Regions from separate parts of the Homo sapiens genome. Here region 2 is linked to region 1. The links are chromatin loops, found by intact Hi-C in ENCODE. Cell type or tissue: MCF 10A. All regions are shown on one strand. Each heading gives the region's core, and the rest is flanking DNA. Links, peaks and the distances in the headings are about the cores only.

Region 1 (10,500 bases), core at 3,878-6,377:
CCACAAACAGACTGACAACCTATGTGGTGCTCTGAAGGAAAAAGCTAGGGAGCTAAGACAGTGTATGGGGCTGGGGGGTTGGGGTGGGGTCTGAGGAAAGACTGCCCTGAGAAAATACTGTTTGACATGAGATACAAATGGTGAACACAGGAATTAACTAGGTAAGTATAACTGATGGAAAGTAAACAAGGGGAAGTGTGTCCTGGGCAGAGAGTGGGAACAGCATATGTAAAGCCTGAGATCAAAGAAGGCCAAGTGCAGACAAAATGCCATGGGACACAACAAGAGATGTGGCTGAGGAAGTCAGCAGGGGCCAAGTCATAGGGCACAGGAGGGGGCCAGGCCAGCAGCTGGGCCCATAGTCTTTTTTTTTTTTTTTTGAGACAGCCTGCACTCTGTCGCCCAGGCTGAAGTGCAGTGGCACGATCATGGCTCATTGCAGCCTTCACCTCCTGGGCTCAAGTGATCCTCCTGCCTCAGCTTCCCCAGTAGCTGGGCATGAACCACGATGCCCAGCTAATTTTTTAATTTTTGATAGAGACGGGGTTTTGCCATGTAGCTCAGGATGGTCTCAAACTCTTGGACTCAAGTGATCCGCCTGCCTCAGCCTCCCAAAGTGCTGGGATTACAGGTGTGAACCACCACACCTGGCCACTGGGCCCATATTCGAAGAACTAGGAATAATGAGAAGCTACTTAAATGTTTAAACAGGGGAATGACATGCTCAGAGCTGCATTCTGAACACATCATAGGGCTGCCATGTGAAGAATGGATTATAGGGCCTAAGAGCAGATGTAGATGATCAGTCATGAGGCTACTGCAAGGATCCAGGGGGGACAGATGATGACAGAGTGGACTAAGGTGATGGAAGTGGAGACAAAGACGCAGAGAAGGGAGGCAGATTCATGAAAAATTGAGAGGGAGCAAAAACCACACTGGCGTAGCACCTACTCAGCTATGGAAGATGGTGGTGGGAGGTCAACCTGGCAGAGGCATAGCAGAGGAACTGAGGGAGAGGCTGTGACAAGGAGGCCAAAGCAACAGATTTGGGAGCTGAAAAAAATCAGGAGAAACACTGGATGAGGCCTAGTGTCTGATTTTGATGGATGGCACTGCCACTCTCCAAGCCAAGGAAAGAGAAGGAAAGGAGAGGTGAGAAGGAAGGAGACAGTCTGTCGCAGCCATACTGTCTGAGGTGTCTGTGGAAATGAGATACATGAGTCTGAAGTACATGGAAGAGGTCTGACCTAGAGATCTAGAGGTAGGCCATCAACATCCAGTTGGTAACTGAAGCCAGCCTAAGTATAAAGCACTCAAGGAAAAGGTCCAGGCCTGGTGCAGTGGCTCATGTCTGTAATCCCAGCGCTTTGGGAGGCTGAGGCGGGTGGATCTCCTGAGGTCATGAGTTCAAGACTCGCCTGGTCAACATGGTGAAACCCCGTCTCTACTAAAAATACAAAAATTAGCTGGGTGTGGTGGTGGGTGCCTGTAATCCCAACTACTCAGGAGGCTGAGGCAGAAGAATTGCTTGAAGTCAGGAGGTGGGAGGTTGCAGTGAGTCCAGATCGCACCACTGCACTACAGCCTGGGCAACAGCGAGACTCCATCTCAAAAAAAAAAAAAAAAAAAAAAAAAAAAAAGGTCCAGAATGAGAAAAGGCTAAAGGAATGGCAACATTTACAATAAAGGCATGGAGAAAAGCTTATTGAAGGATGAAAAAGCAGAAGAACCAGCAGAGGGTGGTACACAGAAACCAGAAATGCAAATACATTGTAATACAGTAATATTAAATGCTGCAGACAGGGCCAAAAAGAGAAAGGGAGCCAAGAGGCAGAGACTAAGAAGTACCTTTTGGGTTTTGAGATTAGACCACTGGGGGCAGGGGTGGGGGGAAGGGGGGAAATTCTGAAGACAGCCACTTGGGTGGAATGTAGACATGCATGCCAAGCTGCAACAGGCTGAGAAGCAGAGGCAGCAAGGGAAGTGGATATGGTGGTAGTTATAAAGGGAGGGTGGTGCAGAGGGTATGCTCATGTGAATGTGATGATTTCTTTTAAACACTGGAGAGACAAAGCATGCTACATGCTGAGGACCTTCAGCTAGTTTACTGGAGACTTCTCATGTGGGCAGGAAAATAAATTGGCCCTAAAGGTCCCATGTGACGAGGGAAGGTGGAAGCTAACAACTTCAGATTAGTTAAGGTGTTGGAATCTGTTGTCCCAGGAAGGTAAAGTGTTACTTTATCAATGAAAAGTCACATCAAAGATAAAACGCTGGGAGGACCACTGGCTTCAATGGAAAAAGCCAAAAAGAACCTGAAATATGCAAAGCAGATCATCATCACTGCACCATAATTGGGGTAAATGGTATCTTAAAGGGAACAATTCCTACTGAGTCTATGCCCCACAGAACAGACACACTGTGAGCAAAAGGAAAGGACTGGGAAAAGGACATCATGAGTAAAAGTAGGATTTGTCCATTCATAATTACTGTCCAAACCCCAATAATTCTCAGAAAGGCTGCTGGTAAATTTTTGTTGAGTTGAAGTTTGCGAAGTTATTGTGCTTGAAATTCTCAAAGTAGCTACTGGCAGAATTAGGCAAAGAGAGCTAATCATACTTCTTCCTACAGATGTTTAAAGATAAAGGACCTCAATAAGGAAAAAAACAAATAAGGAGGCTTGCACAGCCATCATGACAGCTGGCTAGTACCATCCTCTTCACATAAAGCATGCCATATCTTTGGGGCTCATGGCTTTCATCTGCAAAGGTTTCACTTGACTCCTGATTATAACCAGAATACTTTGCCCTGATCTCAGAAAATGACTCTTTCTGATCTATTTCAAGTCTAACATTTTAGAGACAGAAAAACAAAGTCAGAGATTAACTTCCAAGATTGCAAAGTATGCCACAATCCAATTTTAACTTTCTTCAGAATCCCAATTTTAAGTGGGAGTAGAAGGCCCACCTTAACAGTAGTAAGAACATTCATAAAGACTAAAATAGAACCTTGCTCAAAATAACTTGCACCCACTAGGTCAAACAGGCAGCTCAAATTTCTGCAATCTGAACCTTGCTCTCAATATTATGCTCACTCAAGTCAATGTTATAGTAGAAGTATGTGCTATTTTCACACAGCTATCTCAAATGTAAACAAGATCATTTAAAAGCCAGAAGAGAGCTCCATTAGTCTAATTAAACTATTCTGTGTTTACTCCTTCATAAAACAAAAGACTAATCCTTAACTTGTATAGAGGTTTATACAAAATAAGCTCAATGAAGTCCTAGACTGGTTAAGATGCTTTGGAAAAGACAAGAACTCCTACAGCAGGAACGCATTCTGGTGGCAGAGACCGTGAAATGTATATGACCTTCAGTATACTTAAAAGACAAGCAGACATCTGCACATATACATAGAACCACTTCTAGAAATCTACAGGAAGAAAATAATCCAAACACTGAAAGTTAGCCTAAAGCTAAGAGACAGAGACAGAAACATACAAGTGCTCAATACAAATAATCATTGACTATCCAACCACAGGTATTCAAGCAATCATTTACAATGTTTATAAAGTTTTTATTTACAAGGAAAAATAATCATGTTAAGAAAAAAGCATGACAGAAAATTATCTGCAAGTTATCATTCAGTTTAATTTTAAACTAAGAGGAAAAGGAAATACGCAAAAATTAAAAATAGTTATCTCTGGGTAATGAGACTAATTTTATTCTTTATACTTATTTGCTAAGTTTCCTCTGATGTATTACTTTTACAATCAAAAAAAGAAAACAAAAACAAAAACAAAAACCCTGAGTACTAGTTGAACCAGAGTGAATGTTCTGGCAGGCAGGAGTAATAAGAGGCCCAGGTGCTGTTTTAACTTCATATTATATGCATTCCATAAATATGAAAAATTAGTGCTACATATACCAGCTGAAACTCAGTGGCACTGTTCCATCAAGCAGGGGTTACACTGCCCACAGAAGTTGGGCTACAAATATGAAAACGGTACTATGGCTAAAGGCATGAATTCTTGCTGGGAAAGCCTTAAAACCGTGTCACTTTTTCAATGTAAAGTCTCAAAGTCTCAAATGTTGGCAAATCATGTTCTTAAGTCACTAAGTATGTGAAGTACATTATAATGTGGCATTATTTTCCTGGAGTGAAAAATAAGTATCATAGGTTTCACATTGTAATAAAGAAACACACACACACCCAACAGATAAAAGCTCCAGCTATAAACTGGGCCTAAGCAGTAGGGTCAGTAGACTAAAATGAATAAAAGAAATCCAAGGAACTCCAAATCACTCACAGAAGCCCACACATTAACTCAATAAAAGTCCTCACATATTGGAGGGAAACTGGCGGAAAAAAAGAAAATAAAAGAAAAGTAAAAAGAAAGAAAACTCCCACATCAAAGTAGGGGATGGAAAGGCAAGGGAGAGCAGTAAGCACACTACGGCCTGCTTCGTGGGAAGGTACTGAGTGCAAGGCCCCGTAATTACTTGGCAACAGAATGACCTGTTTTAACAACTATTCTAACAACCTGGGTGCTGACAGAGCTGCCAGCCTAGGGAGGACAGACTTGAATACTACAGAAGGGCAGTGAGTTTAGAGGACTGAGAGGAGGGGGCCGGCACTAGGCAGGGCCTCTCAGCTCCCAGGAGAACACAGTGGATGATCACTGTAGTTAGGAGTCAGAAGATCCAGGTACTGGTCCTCACTGGCTTCCTCTGTGACCCTGAAGTGTTCACATAAACCCAAGGGCTCTTACCTAAAATGACAATTAGATCACCGGCTCCCATCTGTCCTTACCATGATAGGACACTGAGATACTGGCTTTGATCATCATAGGAAAGACGAATTTACTCCAAAGTTGACAAAAAAGGAGCTCTCTATCTCCCCCTACTGCCTGGCCTAATATTGAAACAAAAGCTTCTAACCATCTGCACCCTGCAGGGAGGTGCTGCCAAAAACAACAATCTGCCATCATTTTGGTTGAGCACCCCTTCAACTGTAGCCAAAGAATTTCTCAAGTTGTTATAACCACAATCAAACAGAAATATGAAGAGTCATAAGGCAATGTTGGATTCTGAACCATTTCCCCCTTCCCAGCTGTGTTGTCTGAAGTCAGAGGCTCTACTCCTGAGTAGTCATTACAGCCAAGGGGGAGGTGCCAAGCGAGGAGAAACACCAGCAGCTTTAAGTTCATGAGCCAATTTCTCCCCTCCTATCAGAGCAAGAGCGTGAGCAGGGGTACAGCGAGGCAGGTACTTAGAACCTTGGTGGCAGAGTAGGTTCTTTCACACTTAGAATGCTTTCATGCAATCATTTTATGACCCCACATAAAATGTCATTTCTCTACAACAAGATTCTTGGGAACTGTTTAAATGATTAAACTTTGGCTACTATTCTGTGTAAGATGTCTTCCTGCTGTTGATGTTGCAGAATCAAAATTCTGAAATCAAAACAAAAGTACAAATCTGATGAAGTTACCAGATGTCTGCCTTGGACTCTATGCTGGTCTGCAGCTACCTCTCTCTCTAGGTTTCTTCACCAATTCAGAAGTCTGATTATATGATCTCTAAGGTTCTGTCCAGCTCAATAATCCTGCTAATCACTTTACTTAGATATCCAGGCCTCTATGTGTCACTTTACTTTGTAAAGCTGCTGTTGTGACTGTGCCCTGGTGACTCCATTGAGTCCATACACAAAATACTCATATCTTCTAGAGGTGGGGGTTAACATTATTGAAAGGTGATACCACTGCCCTCCATCTGTGGTCCCAAAACCTAGACAGGGCCTTTATAATATCAAATGCATCAGTAAATGACACTCTCCTAGAGTGCTTTTTAAAATTCTGCAGCAGAAATTGAAGACTTAAATAAATGTGAAGACATCCCCTGTTCATGAGCTGAAACACTTAAGACTGCTAAAATCGCAATACTCCCCAAAGTGACCCGCAGACTCAATGCATTCCCTAGTAAAACTTCAATTACCTTTTTTGCAGAAATGGAAAAGGTGATTGTTAAATTCATAGGGAATTGCAAGCGATCCTAAATAGCCAAAACAATACTGAAAAAGAACTCTGAGGACTCATACTTACTGATTTTAAAACTTACTACAAAACTACAGTGATGGAGATAGTGTGGTATGAGCATAGGATAGACATATACATTAATGGAATAGAATTGAGAATCCAGAAATAAACCAATACATCTGTGGCCAATTGATTTTTGACAAGGGTGCTGGGCATTCAGGTGGAGGAAAAGAGTAGTCTCTTCAACAAATGGTGCTGGGACAAATGGATATCTACAGGCAAAAGAATGAAGTTGGTCCCCCCCTACATCACACCACATACAAAAACTAACTCAAAACAGATTAAGAACGTAAATTTAAGACATAAAATTATAAAACTTCTAGAAGAAAACACAGAAAAAAATTGTCATGACCTGGGATTGGCAACAGATTATTACATGTGACACCAAAAGCATGAGCAACAACCACAAAAATAGATAAATTGGAACTCATAAAAATAAAAAACTTTTGCACATCAAAGGATATTACCTAGAAAGTGAAAAGACAACTTATAGGAGAAAATAGTTGCAAATCATTTATGTGATAAAGGTATATTATCCACAATATATAAAGAACTTTTACAACTCAAAAAAAGCAAATAACCCAATTTGAAAATGGGCAAAGGAATTGAACACACATTTCTCCAAAGATAAACAGCCGACAAGCATACTGAAAGATGATCAGTATCGTTAGTAATTAGCAAAATGCAAATCAAAATCACAATGAGATAAACCTGCACATGTAGGTTGTCGAAAATAAAGAGACAATAACAAATGTTGATGAGGATGTGGAGAAACTGGAACCCACGCACATTGCTAGTGGGGATGTAAAATGATGTAGCTGCTGTGGAAAACAGTCTGATGGTTCCTCAAAATGTTACATAGAATTACCATATGACCCAGCAATTCCACTCCTAGATTTATACATAACCAAGAGAAATGAAAAGATATGGCCACACAAAAACCTCCACATGACTGTTTATAGCAACACTATTCATAAGAGCCAAAAGGTGGCAACAACTCAAATGTCCATAGACAGGTTATAAACTGTGTCACATCCATACAACAGATTAGTGTTCTACCATAAAAGAGATGAAGTACTGATATATGCTACAACATGGGATGAATCTTGAAAACATCGTGCCGAAAGAAGCCAGACACAATTATGTTTTGGAACTTGATACAATACTGTGAACGTACTAAATGCCACCAAAATGTGTGCACTTTGAAGTGCATGGTTAATTTACGTTATATGAATTTCACCTCAACTAAAACAATAAATCTGCAGCTTGGAACAAATTTCTCAAGAGCTCTTCCCTGTGTGGCATATCATCTTTGTGTGTGTGCACCATGTGGCATGTGGGTCAACACAGGACTATCTGCTTTCAGTTCTAGATCGCTGACAGTCAGACACCATGATCTGAATAAAATTCACAGTTAAGGCCAGGCATGGAGGCGCATGCCTGTAATTCCAACACTTTGGGAGGCCAAGGCAGGTGGATCACCTGAGATCAGGAGTTCGAGACCAGCCTGCCCAACATGGCAAAACCCCATCTCTACTAAAAATACAAAAATTAGCTGGGTGTGGTGGCATGCGCCTGTAGTCCCAGCTACTCGGGAGGCTGAGGCACGAGAATCGCTTGAACCCGGGAGGCAGTGAGCTCAGATTGCTCTACTGCACTCTAGCCCTGGGCAACAGAGCAAGAGTCTGTCTCAAAAAAAAAAAAAAAAAAATCACAGTTAAGAAGGGAAAACTGCAGGTTCCTGACCTTTTTTCTTTCCTTAATACTTGTACAAATAGGTTTCTTTCTCACACACACACTCTTCCACATGCACTGATCATGCTAACAGAACATGTCTGTATCATGCTTTATTCACGCTGACAAGACAGGAACCCTATCCAACCCACTCACGCTATGTCTTATGAGCTTTGAGCAGACATCTGGGAGTAATGTAGTCACCTCTGTCAACCACAAACAAAGCTTCTCTTTGCTCTGGAAGTGAAGCTGGAAGGCTTTTCTGGTATCTTTGGCCTTTGCCTTTCTGAATGGGCTTTCTTCTATACCCTCCACATTCTCTAACCTCCTCTTTGGGCTGCCATTTGTGCTTCCTTCCACGTGCCTTCTCCATTTCTAGGTTTTCTCATGTTCATGACAAAAACATTACCCACAGATTTTCAGCAGCATTCCTTCCACCCTTGCCTGGTGTTTAAGGGCCAACATCATAGGCCAAAGTCAATCATGACACCCTGAAGCAAAAGTCAAAAACAAACAAACAAAAAAAGATGATTATCTCAGAATAAAGCATAATTCTACTTAAAGGAAAAAAGAAAAGTAGTACAAAGGAGAAAACCTACAGAAACTTCTAAAAATGGTTACCTTTCCGTACTAACATATTCTTTACAACCAATCATTAAATCAGATTTGTTAAGCCACTTTTAATGCAACCTTAAAAAAAAACCCTTTTCTCTATAGAAAAAGGTTACATCAAGTGATGGATTTCACAGAACAAGTATTTACTGAGGAACAAATATGTTCCTGGCACTGTGAGAGCACTCAAAGAGTATACAGTCTAGCAAACTTTGGGAGACCTGCTGAAGGCATTACAGTTTCAGAAACTGTCCATGATTTGATAACTCTCACAATTTTAATAAGCATCTGATCAAATTATTATTAGCATCTTCATTTTTTTCTTGGTCTATTTCAAGGTAGACACAAGTGAGAATATTTTCCTTACTGACAACCTATCTTGAATTCTACCCTAACCCCTTGTTTGCTGCTATTTCCCCCTGACTAGAGCATAAGCCCTTTGAGGGGAGAAGTGCATCGTGCCCATCTTTGTACATCTGGCTGGCACAGGCTTTGCTGACTCCCTGAATGAATACGTAGCTTCTTAAAGAGCACAGACCTTAATCTCCCACTGGTGGTCTGCAGCACCTCCTTCCCACATCTGACTTTGTCTTTCTTCAGATACCTGTCTGGTCCAGTCTAACTGCTCCCCATTTATAAACATGCTTCTCTTCTTCAACTGCTAGTTCCTTTTACAAAAAGGTTTTATTGCCTGACAGGAAGTTTGGACTTACCTTAAACCACAATCAGAACCGCCAAATGCCTCCTTAATCTACATTATGTACGATCAAGTGGTTTGGTTTTATGTTCACCTGTGTTTTTTATACCAGAATATGATTTCCTCGAGGGAAGAAACACAATCTCCTACTTTGAGCCGTAATTCCCTCTCCTACATCCTAGGCTCTGAATCATCACACGCCCTATCCTGACATGCAGGAGCCACCGACATAAAATTCCCAAGTGAAAGAGAAAAAGATGCTTATTACATAAAGCAAGATACAAAGTTAAAAAGGAAAGCACAAAACCTAAGTATATTAGAGCTTTGGGATGAAAACAGACTCGCAAGCAAATAACTACTTCTCCAAAGAGTTCTGAGAATTTCATCTATGTATATCCTGAAGGCAATGAAAGGATTAAAAAATAAAATATTTAATTAGCATTCTGATTTGGAAGTTTTAAAACGGACTGGCTGTGTTACAAAAATGAATGTTAAAAAAGTGGGTAAACTTTATGTACTGCCCCATCACGCAGAGAGACTTTTGGACAATCTGAAGGAATTCACAGTATTCACGCATCTTTCAAGGGGCATACATTTATCAAGTTCGGCCACCACCATAGGGATGTGATGGGACAGGACCAGTCTATTACAGAATGTGAGAGAAAAATCTTAGGTTCAGGAGAGCAGACTGCCTAAATTTTTAGCAAGCGTGGATAAAGAAAAGAACTAAAACCATCTCTCAAATCTTATATTGTGAAGCGGCCAGATCACTTGACGTCAGGAGTTCAAGACCAGCCTGGCCAATATGGTGAAACTCTGTCTCTGCTAAAAACAAAAAAAATTAGCCGGGCGTGGTAGTACATGCCTATAATCTATAATCCCAGCTACTCAGGAGGCTGAGACGGGGGATTGGTTGAGCCTGGGAGGTGGAGGCTGCAGTGAGCTGAGATCACGTCACTGCACTCCAACCTGAGTGACAGAGCGAGACTCCATCTCAGAAAAAAACCTTATACTGTATCTAGTCATTTGCTTTCTTTAATGCAGCAAATCGGCTCTATTTTTTACAATAAATGGTTCTGCTCATGTGCCTCGGAGACATGGTTTGAGATAAGAACCTTCAGTTCAGACTCTGTACGTTGGTTCCAGTGGTGGGGCCTTTCTGTTCCGCTTCTTCAGCAATGGAATGCCAGCCCCATTCCACTGAATGAACCGCGCAGAGCAACGCAGACTGGAAAGTTACAGAACGCATCCAAAGCTCTAATCTGTTTCTCCACCTTAATGCCCTCTCGTGGCGTCCAGCAAACCACTAGTTCTACAAAAACCAGAATGATTCCCCAACAATATACAGAGCAGAGTGCAA
Region 2 (8,290 bases), core at 1,327-3,826, 230 kb before region 1:
GATTTTCTGACCTTGAAAACTTGCACATTCTAATTGACATATGGCGCAGAGTTTGGGGGTTCATGACACACTTCCTGGGAGTCGTGGTTTTTGTGGCTTCCTCCACGCTCAGCTGGGAGGTTGCCTCCCCTTGGGATGATGTAAATGCAGGCTTTGGGATATGAAACTCTGTGAGTTGAGGAGTTTGTGGCTCTGCATTCTAGCTCTTGGTGTCCCCAGAACACTACAAGTCCTGCAAATCGAGGATTGAGCTCTGATAGGCCTCACCTGTAGAAGCTATAATGCCCCTTCCCAAGATGCTTGATCTTAAAGCTGTCTGAGTAGTCAGGAATCTTGATCCTCTTCAGCTCCTTCTGCAGAGCGGCCGTCCCCTGCTGGCTGGCTGAAGGGAGAAGGCAGGGGTGACAGTGAGAGGCACAGCCTGGAGCAGGGGACAGAGGGGCAGGGCAGGCTCTGGACCCTGGGCCCCTGTTCGTAGCATGGACAGTGGCACTGGAAGGGTCAAAAACAGGGATCAATTAAGGTTTCCTAGAAAAGGCCAAATAGTAAACTGACCCTTTATAGGAAACCATATTGCCTCTGTCACAAATACTCAGCTCTGCCATTACTGCACAAAACAGCCATAGACAATATCATGTTCTTATATGTGCCTGTATTCCAATAACACTTTATTTGTTGGCATTGAAATGAGAATTTCATATAATTTTCACATGTTGTGAGATAGTATTTTTCTTCTTTTGTTGTTGTTTTGAGACAGGGTCTCGCTGTGTCGCCCAGGCTGGAGTGCAGAGGCATGATCACGGCTCACTGCAACCTCGACCCGCTGCACTTAGGTCATTCTCCCACCTCAGCCTCCCTAGCAGCTGGGATCACAGGTGTTCGCCACCACACCAGGCTAACTTTTTAAAAATTTTTTTTTAACATTTTTGCAGAGATCTGGGGTTTCACCATGTTGCCCAGCTGGTTTCGAACTCCTGGGCTCAAGTGATCCTCTCACCTCAGCCTCCCAAAGTGCTGGAGTTACAGGCATGAGCCACCATGACCGGCCCTTTTGATTTTTTTCCCATCATTTAAAGACATTAAGGCCATTTTTGTCTTATAAGCCATACAAAAACGGAGGGCTGTAGTTTGCTGACCCCTGGTCTAAAATATCACCCCTGAAACACCCAGTTATGCCTCCTGCTAGTTTTTGTTGGATACTTAATTTGTTATTTGCTCTATGCTACACCCCCACAGATCTCCCACCTCTCTGGGTTTTGGACTGTCTCCCCAGGGCCTTTGCACATGCTATTCTTGCTCCCTAAGAAATTCTTCCCTCCCATATTCACCCGGTCAGCTTCTAGTCAGCTCATTCATCACTTCCTCTGGGAACCCTCCCTGGCTTAGTAGATCAGAGCAACGCCCTGTGTTATTCTCATGATGCTGTGGACTGCTCTTTCGGAGCCCCTGTTACCATTTGTAATTATGCATTTATTCACGTGACTCTGACGAATGTCTCTCCCCTATTACATGTAAGCCCCCTGAAGTCAGCAGCAATCTGTTTTATTTACTCGTGTGTCCCTTACATTCCCATTGTGCCTGACACTTTGAAGGCACTTAAGATTTGTTAGATGAGGCTGGGTGCGGTGGCTCACGCCTGTAATCCCAGCACTTTGGAAAGCCAAGGCAAGTGGATCACTTTAGGTCAAGAGTTCAAGAGTTCAGCCTGGCCAACATGGTGAAACCCCGTCTCTACTAAAAATACAAAAAATTAGCTGGGTGTGATGGTGCACGCCTGTAATCCCAGCTACTTGGGAGGTTGAGGCAGGAGAATCACTTGAACCCCGGAGGCAGAGGTTGCAGTGAGCTGAGATGGCACCATTGCACTCCAGCCTGGGCCACAGAGCGAGACTCGGTCTCAAAACAAAACAAAAAAAGATTTATTAGATGAATAAATAATGTCCTAATGGCAGGAATTCTACCACCAGTTATAATGTGGCTAACAGCATCAAAGAACCAATTAAAAGGCAGACACATTACCTGAAAAGGAGTAAGTAGTAAGATGAGGGAGCCCAGACTTTGGGTTTTCTCGGAGCCAGTTAGGAAATAATAATATCAATGAAATGTATCGAGCTTTACTCTGTGCCAAGCACTGTTCTAGGCTCCGTATATGTATGAATTTGTACAATCCTAGGAAGTAGGTCCTGTCACTACCCCCATTTCACAGATAAGGAAGCTGAGGCTCAGAAAGCTGAGGTGACTTGCTAGGGGCCACACAGCGGACAAGGGGCAGAATTTGAACCCAGGCCTTCTGGTCCCAGAGCCCATGCCCTAGAGAAGGCTTTCTGGGGGTTCAAAAGTAAATGACACATAACTGGTCACTGTGTGGAGGGAAAAAAAAATGTGCAGTGGCCAGGATCTGTAAGTTGACAGGGGCCAGGCCTCGAAGGGTCTCAAATGCCATGCCAAAGGGTCAGGATAGCTTCTGAAGGCAGTAGGGAGCCATGGAGAATGTGAGCCAGGGGAGGATGTGTAGGGATTTGCTGCATTTCAGAAAACTCACTCCGATTGGCACAAGGGGCCTGGGTAGAAGGGGAAACTCAGGCTGCTATGACGGAGCATGAAGACCACTGAACTTAAAGACCCTGACTGAGCCTCTGTGTCGACAGGCTTCAGGGCCATACTCCTTCCCCCTAGCTCTTCTGTCTTCTGTGGCCTTCTGTCTGCAGCTCTAGGATTCAGTGATGTCCTGCTGGGCTGGGGTGGGAATTCAGGGGTGGGATACCAGGTCCCCTGAGTCCTGTCTGTTTTCCCAACGCACCCCAACTGGTGAGGCTCTGCCTTCCCCTTGGTCTGATTTCCCTGGGGCTGGGTGTCACCCACTGTTTTGCAGGTCATCTCTCTGCCATCGGGAGGCAGCATCGAGCAACCCCGTGCTGGGGCATCAGGCAAGACCAGAGCTCAAATCCAGGCTGCCCACTTCTCACGTGTAAATGTGGATAGCAGCAGTTTGTCTTACACAAGGCTGAAGTGAGGGTAAAAGAGACTGTGTGTGTAAAGTTCCTAGCTCAATGCCTGGCACAGGTTAGAGCAGGTCTTTCTCTCCTCTGCCTGGGCTGGGGTGAGTGGTCTGGGGGGACCCTCTTTGTGTCACCCAGTGGAGCACTGTGCACAGTATGGCCGCCAGCCCCTGCAGTGGGGAGAGCACGGGGTGGGGAGGTCCTCCCACACTCTCCCTCTGACCCTGCTCAGCCTCCTCAGCAACGAGAGGCAAATGGCAAGGCTGAGAACTGGCTTTGGAAAGAAGAGAAGGGCTTATAAGTCAAAGGTGGAGGTTACATAGAGGGAAGGAGGGGACCATGAGGACCCTCAGGGGTCTGAGCACTGGACTTGGAGTCCTCTAGACCAGTGCTCCAATCCCAGCTCTGCCATCCCAGCCCTGCAATCTTAGGCAACTCGCTTTGCCTCAGTTTCTTCATATATAAAATGGGGGCAAGGGGACCTGCCCTGAGGTGCTATGAGTGTGCCAGGTGCTGGATCTAAAGGGGTGCACACAGTAGATGCTAAGTAAGTGCTCCTCAGGGGTGGAGAGGAGGGAAGGGAGGCATCCAGTTACCGTAGTCCAGGCCCTTCTGGGAGATCCTGACCACGACGCCAGGGTTGACGGCCGCTGTCACGGCGGTGCCTATGGCGACCAGCACCATCAGGGACGCCCATCTCGGCGCGTTGCAAGGGCCCCTGGCCATGTTCTCTCTCATCCTCCAGAGCTGCCAAAACCTCAAGGCCTTGAGGTTGAACCAGGGAGCTATAAAAGAGTCGGCTGGGGAAATGCAAGTCAGTAGAATGTGGAAAGGAGGAAGGAACCTGGTGAGGGTGGGAAAGAGGGAGGGCCGCTGTGGTTTTCCATTGTGGTTAGGGCCCCACAGGCAGGGAGAAGTGCAGCCTGGGAGGCTCGCATGTCCATGTATGCATGCGTGTGTGTGCGCGGGCGTGCGTGTGTGTATGTGTGTGTGTAGATTGGTTCCCCTCCCTAGGCACCCCATTCCCCGCTCTGTGTCCCCACCCAAATGCCCCCATCTACAGACTCCCTTGAAGGTGGGTGGCACAGACATAAGGATTCATATTTTTCTTTCTACTTTTGATTTCTTTTGTATTTTTGATAGTAAAACATTTAAGAAAACAGATGCTTTCGTGTTTTCTTGTCCTGAGAGGCAGTAGTGGTAATGATTCAATGCTCACATTTTAGAGTCTAGTATCTTGGCTATGGTTTTAAATCTTAGCCCTGTCATTCTCTAGTGGTCCGACCTCAGGCAAGCCCTTTAACCTCTCTGAACCTCGGTTTTCTCTTCTGCAGAAGAGAAATACATAGTACTGCTCCCTCTCTGGATTGTGGAGAAGATAAAATGAGCTTAAAACCACGTAAAGCATTTAGCATACTGCCCGTGCAAAATAAATATCCAAATGCTAGCTATTAATGTTATCCTGATTTTAAAAGTAACCCATGTTTATTGGCCAAAATTTGAGAAAGAAACAAGAGAATACAAATTACATATAACTCCCTCTTCCGGAGACAAGCCAAAGTGTATTTTAGAGTATTTCTTTTCTCCCTCTTTTGTTGGTAAGCATAGGTAGAGAGTCCATGTTTGTTTGTTAACCAATATGGGATCACCTGGTCAGTTTGGTAAAGTTCCCTTTTTTCGAGAAACAATAGGTAGCAAATGTTCTTCTCCAGCATTAAATATTTCATTGCTTCCTCATCCCACAGCTTTCTTATCCAAGCTTCTGTTTTTGTACATTTTTACTCCTTCCTTTGGCAGATGTAGAACCTGAGGCTTCACCAGGGGAAGCGTTCTTCCCACGGTCACTCAGCAAGCTGCTAGCAGAGCGAGGATCAAAACACAGCCCTCCAGATGCATCCCACACCAGCCCGAATCCCTCAGCGCCTTGGGAGTTGGGGGGATGTAGACACTCCCCACCGCCAACCCAGCTTTCCAGACAGGTCCCTGTCTGCTCAGCCCCTGCCCCTCCCTCTGCAGCAGCCTCAGGCCTCGGGTGGGCAGGAACCCCACTGGGCAGCCTGCTCCGTCTCCATGGTGATGAGAGGAGGGGCGGGGCTGCAGAAGGGGCAGCCAGCTTCTCTCCCGCTGGGTCCTCATCAGCCCCCTAGTGCCCTGTCTCCCCGACTTTGGACTTTATGAAAGTCTAATGAAGTCCGCTGAGCTCGGAGGACGTGAGACCTTCTGAAGTTTTCTTCTTTTTTTCTTAAAAGTTTTTTTCTTCCTCTCTTCGTTTGGTTCTAAAAGAGTCTCCCCTCCTGCTTCCATCTGCAGCAACTAGAATTCTTCTGGCTTGCTTCAGAATGAAAGCAGTGGCCGTGTGTGAAGCATCCACTGTGTGCCAGATGCTTCATATGCATCATCTCCAAGCCAAAAAACAACCCTGAGAGAGGGATGATTCTTCCCCATTTTGTTTTATTATTATTATTATTATTATTATTATTATTATTATTGAGATGAGGTCTTACTATGTTGTCCAGGCTGGTCTTGAACTCCTGAGCTCAAGCAATCCTCCTGCCTCAGCCTCTCAAAGTGTTGGGATTAAGGCCGAGCCACACCGTGCCTGACCTCTTCACCATTTTGGAAACAAGGAAACTGAGATGCAGCGATCACATCACTGTCATGGTCATTCCTCCTTTCACGCAGAGAAGATTTTCCCTTACCTGAGGCAGGTGCCAGGAGGACTCATGACTGTAGGCCCTCACCCCAGCTCTCCCTTTTTCCAAGTGATTTGAGCCCCCAGACTCAGATGTCTGCATCTGTACCAGGAAGATTGCTCTAAGTAGCAGCCAGAACACATAGATTGATGACTTGTCACAAAAATTAGATTTTTGAAAAATTATCTTGCACATTTTTGAACACTTCCAGCTCTTAGTTGCTCGAAGTTCCTGAGTTCCCCAAGGCCCAGGTAGATGTGGTATCCGTGAGGGTGTCAGCTAGGAAAGGAACATTAAGATGAAATCACATGACAATGACCTACATTGCTATAAAATTAGAATCTTAAAACCAGCTGACGGCCGGGGGTGGTGGCTCACACCTGTAATCCCAGCACTTTGGGAAGCCAAGGCAGGTGGATCACTTGAGGCCAGGAGTTCGAGACCAGGCAGGCCAACATGGTGAAACCCTGTCTCTACTAAAAATACAAAAATTAGCCAGGCATGGTGGTGTTCACCTGTAATCCCAGCTACTCAGGAGGCCAAGGCATGAGACTCTCTTGAACCCATGAGGCAGAAGTTGCAGTGAGTCAAGATCACACCATTGCACTCAAGCCTGGATGGTAGAACAAGACTCTGTCCCCCCACAACCTCCCACCAAAAAAAAAAAAAAACCCAGCTGGCAAGTTTCTGAACAAGCAACCCCACTGGCTTCCCCGATGTCTCATGCCCAGCCACATCTAGATGAGCCACATCAGTGACTTTCCACAGTCTCCTTGTCAGCACTGCTGCTGGCCATGGGGCTGCCCCACTGCTTCAGATCTGACCCCGTATCCTGTATCAGTAACAGTGTCTTCAACCCAAGTATCAGAAACCATCAACTCACATTGCTTCAACGATAAACAAATTTATTATGGCAGAGAGGAAGTCCAGAGGGAGGAGGACAGGTTTGAGATTCTGATTGATTCAGCAACTGACCGACATCTGCAGGATCATCTTTCCATCTCTCTGCTCTCCCATCCCCGTGTCTCAGATTTGCTCTTACACTGGCTTCTTTCATGGTTGCAAGATGGCCGCAGCAGCTCCAGCCATCCCATCTAAACAGACTTTCCCCAAATATCCTTTTCCTCTTCCTCCTCCTCCTGCTTTTTGTTTTTTTCTTTTCCCTAAAATTATTATAAAATATTTCAAACCTAAGAAAAGAATAGACCACATAGGTTTATAAAACCTTAACATTCTGCCATATTTGCTTCCTAGAGTTCCTTTTAGTTCTAGGAATTTTGATACATGTATAGCTATGTGTTGTAACCAGGACCACAATCAGGATATAGAAGAATCCTGTCATCCCCCAAAACTCTTCTCCTGCTATTTCAATTTGATGCAGCTTAAATCATAGGGAAAATATATTCTTCTCAGTAGAAATTCACAGATGGGGTGGATCAAGAGTTGGTCAGTTCAAGGGCTGGATCTGTCTATTTTCCTGCTCTTCCGTCCTTAGGCTGACGACTTTTTCCAGAAGAAAGTGAATTGGGTTTAGAGCCAGGCAGTCCTGGGTTCATAGTCCCAGCCATGCTACCCTATTCTGTGAGCCTGGCCAAGTTCCTCCACCTTTCTGAAATTGGGGTTCCTCATTTAAAGATGAGGAAACAGTGCTCATCATGGCAGTTGTTCCTGAGGATGAAATGAGATAATAGGTGTGAATCGATTTGCACAGAGAAGGTGCTCAGTAAATAATCGTAAGTCAACCTTCATCACTAGCTGGCTGGAGAGCCTCAGAGCCCCCAGGAAAACAAGCCAGGGGCACTGGAAACTGAGCTCTTGGCCCTCTGGCCTCTGGGTTTGGACTGGATAGGGGCAAAGATAGAGGAATCTGTGGCTTACATTGCCTCTGTGAGCCTTCCACTCCGCCAGGGGCTTGGAGGAGAAGCAGCCACTCCCTGCCTTATGTGAGCCCCCGCAGCACAGCAAGGCTGTTAAGGGCATGGTTTGGAACCTGACAAACCTGGGCCCAGATCCCAGCTCTGCCACTTCCTCGCTCTGTGACTGTGAGCTTGCTGCTTAAACTTGCTGAACCTGTTTCCTCGTTTGTCCCCACGCTCCATCCTCAGGCACAGGTCTTGCCTGGGTTTAACATGAGGTCACCTCTGTGGTCACCTGAGGCCCTGTACTCTCCCTCCCCTCAGCTCTGATTTTCTAGCCCTTTCCCTCCCTCACCCACCAGGGTCCCCCTTCCTCTGTGTGTCCGGCTTCCAGGCTATGCTGCCAGCCATTCTTTCATCCTGAGAGGGGGTTGCAGGTGAAGGAGGAGCTTGTGGTAGATGCTGGAGGGTGAAGGGGAGGAGAGAAGCAGGCCCACCTGGAGATCCAGCCTCAAGGTGCAGTGTGGAAAAGACAATCAGGCCAGCATGGTGGGAGGCCGAGGTGGGCAGATCGCTTGAGTCCAGGAGTTTGAGACCAGCCTGGGCAACATGGCGAAACCCCGTCTCTACAAAAAATACAAAAATTAGCCAGCATGGTAGCCCACGCCTGTAGTCCCAGCTGCTTGGGAGGTTGAGGTGGGAGCATCACTTGAGCCTGGGAGGCGGAGTTTGCAGTGAGCTG

What was found. A loop is a pair of places that touch in the nucleus more often than their neighbours do. Peaks named below come from ENCODE experiments on the same cell type or tissue, not always from the same donor. Only the 100,000 strongest peaks of a DNase experiment are listed, where the experiment ranks them.
Region 2: it touches region 1 in a loop (7-fold over the local background); 7 of 110 quality-filtered maps call a loop at or near these places.

Annotation. Positions count from the first base shown.
Region 1 is chr20:38,068,047-38,078,546 of GRCh38, reverse strand. The region is part of intron 6 of RPRD1B (regulation of nuclear pre-mRNA domain containing 1B); the gene reads right to left. Among named protein-coding and RNA genes, the nearest start is that of RPRD1B, 40 kb to the right of the region's middle. RefSeq lists an enhancer at 5,073-5,182. In MCF 10A, for the core only: a CTCF peak has its summit at 4,917 (motif pointing left); a DNase peak (open chromatin) is centred at 5,066.
Region 2 is chr20:38,299,659-38,307,948 of GRCh38, reverse strand. It overlaps BPI (bactericidal permeability increasing protein), which reads right to left and starts at 3,793. Exons shown (of 15, transcript NM_001725.3): 1 at 3,596-3,793; 2 at 268-382. The coding sequence starts at 3,725. In MCF 10A, for the core only: a CTCF peak has its summit at 2,849; a DNase peak (open chromatin) is centred at 2,898.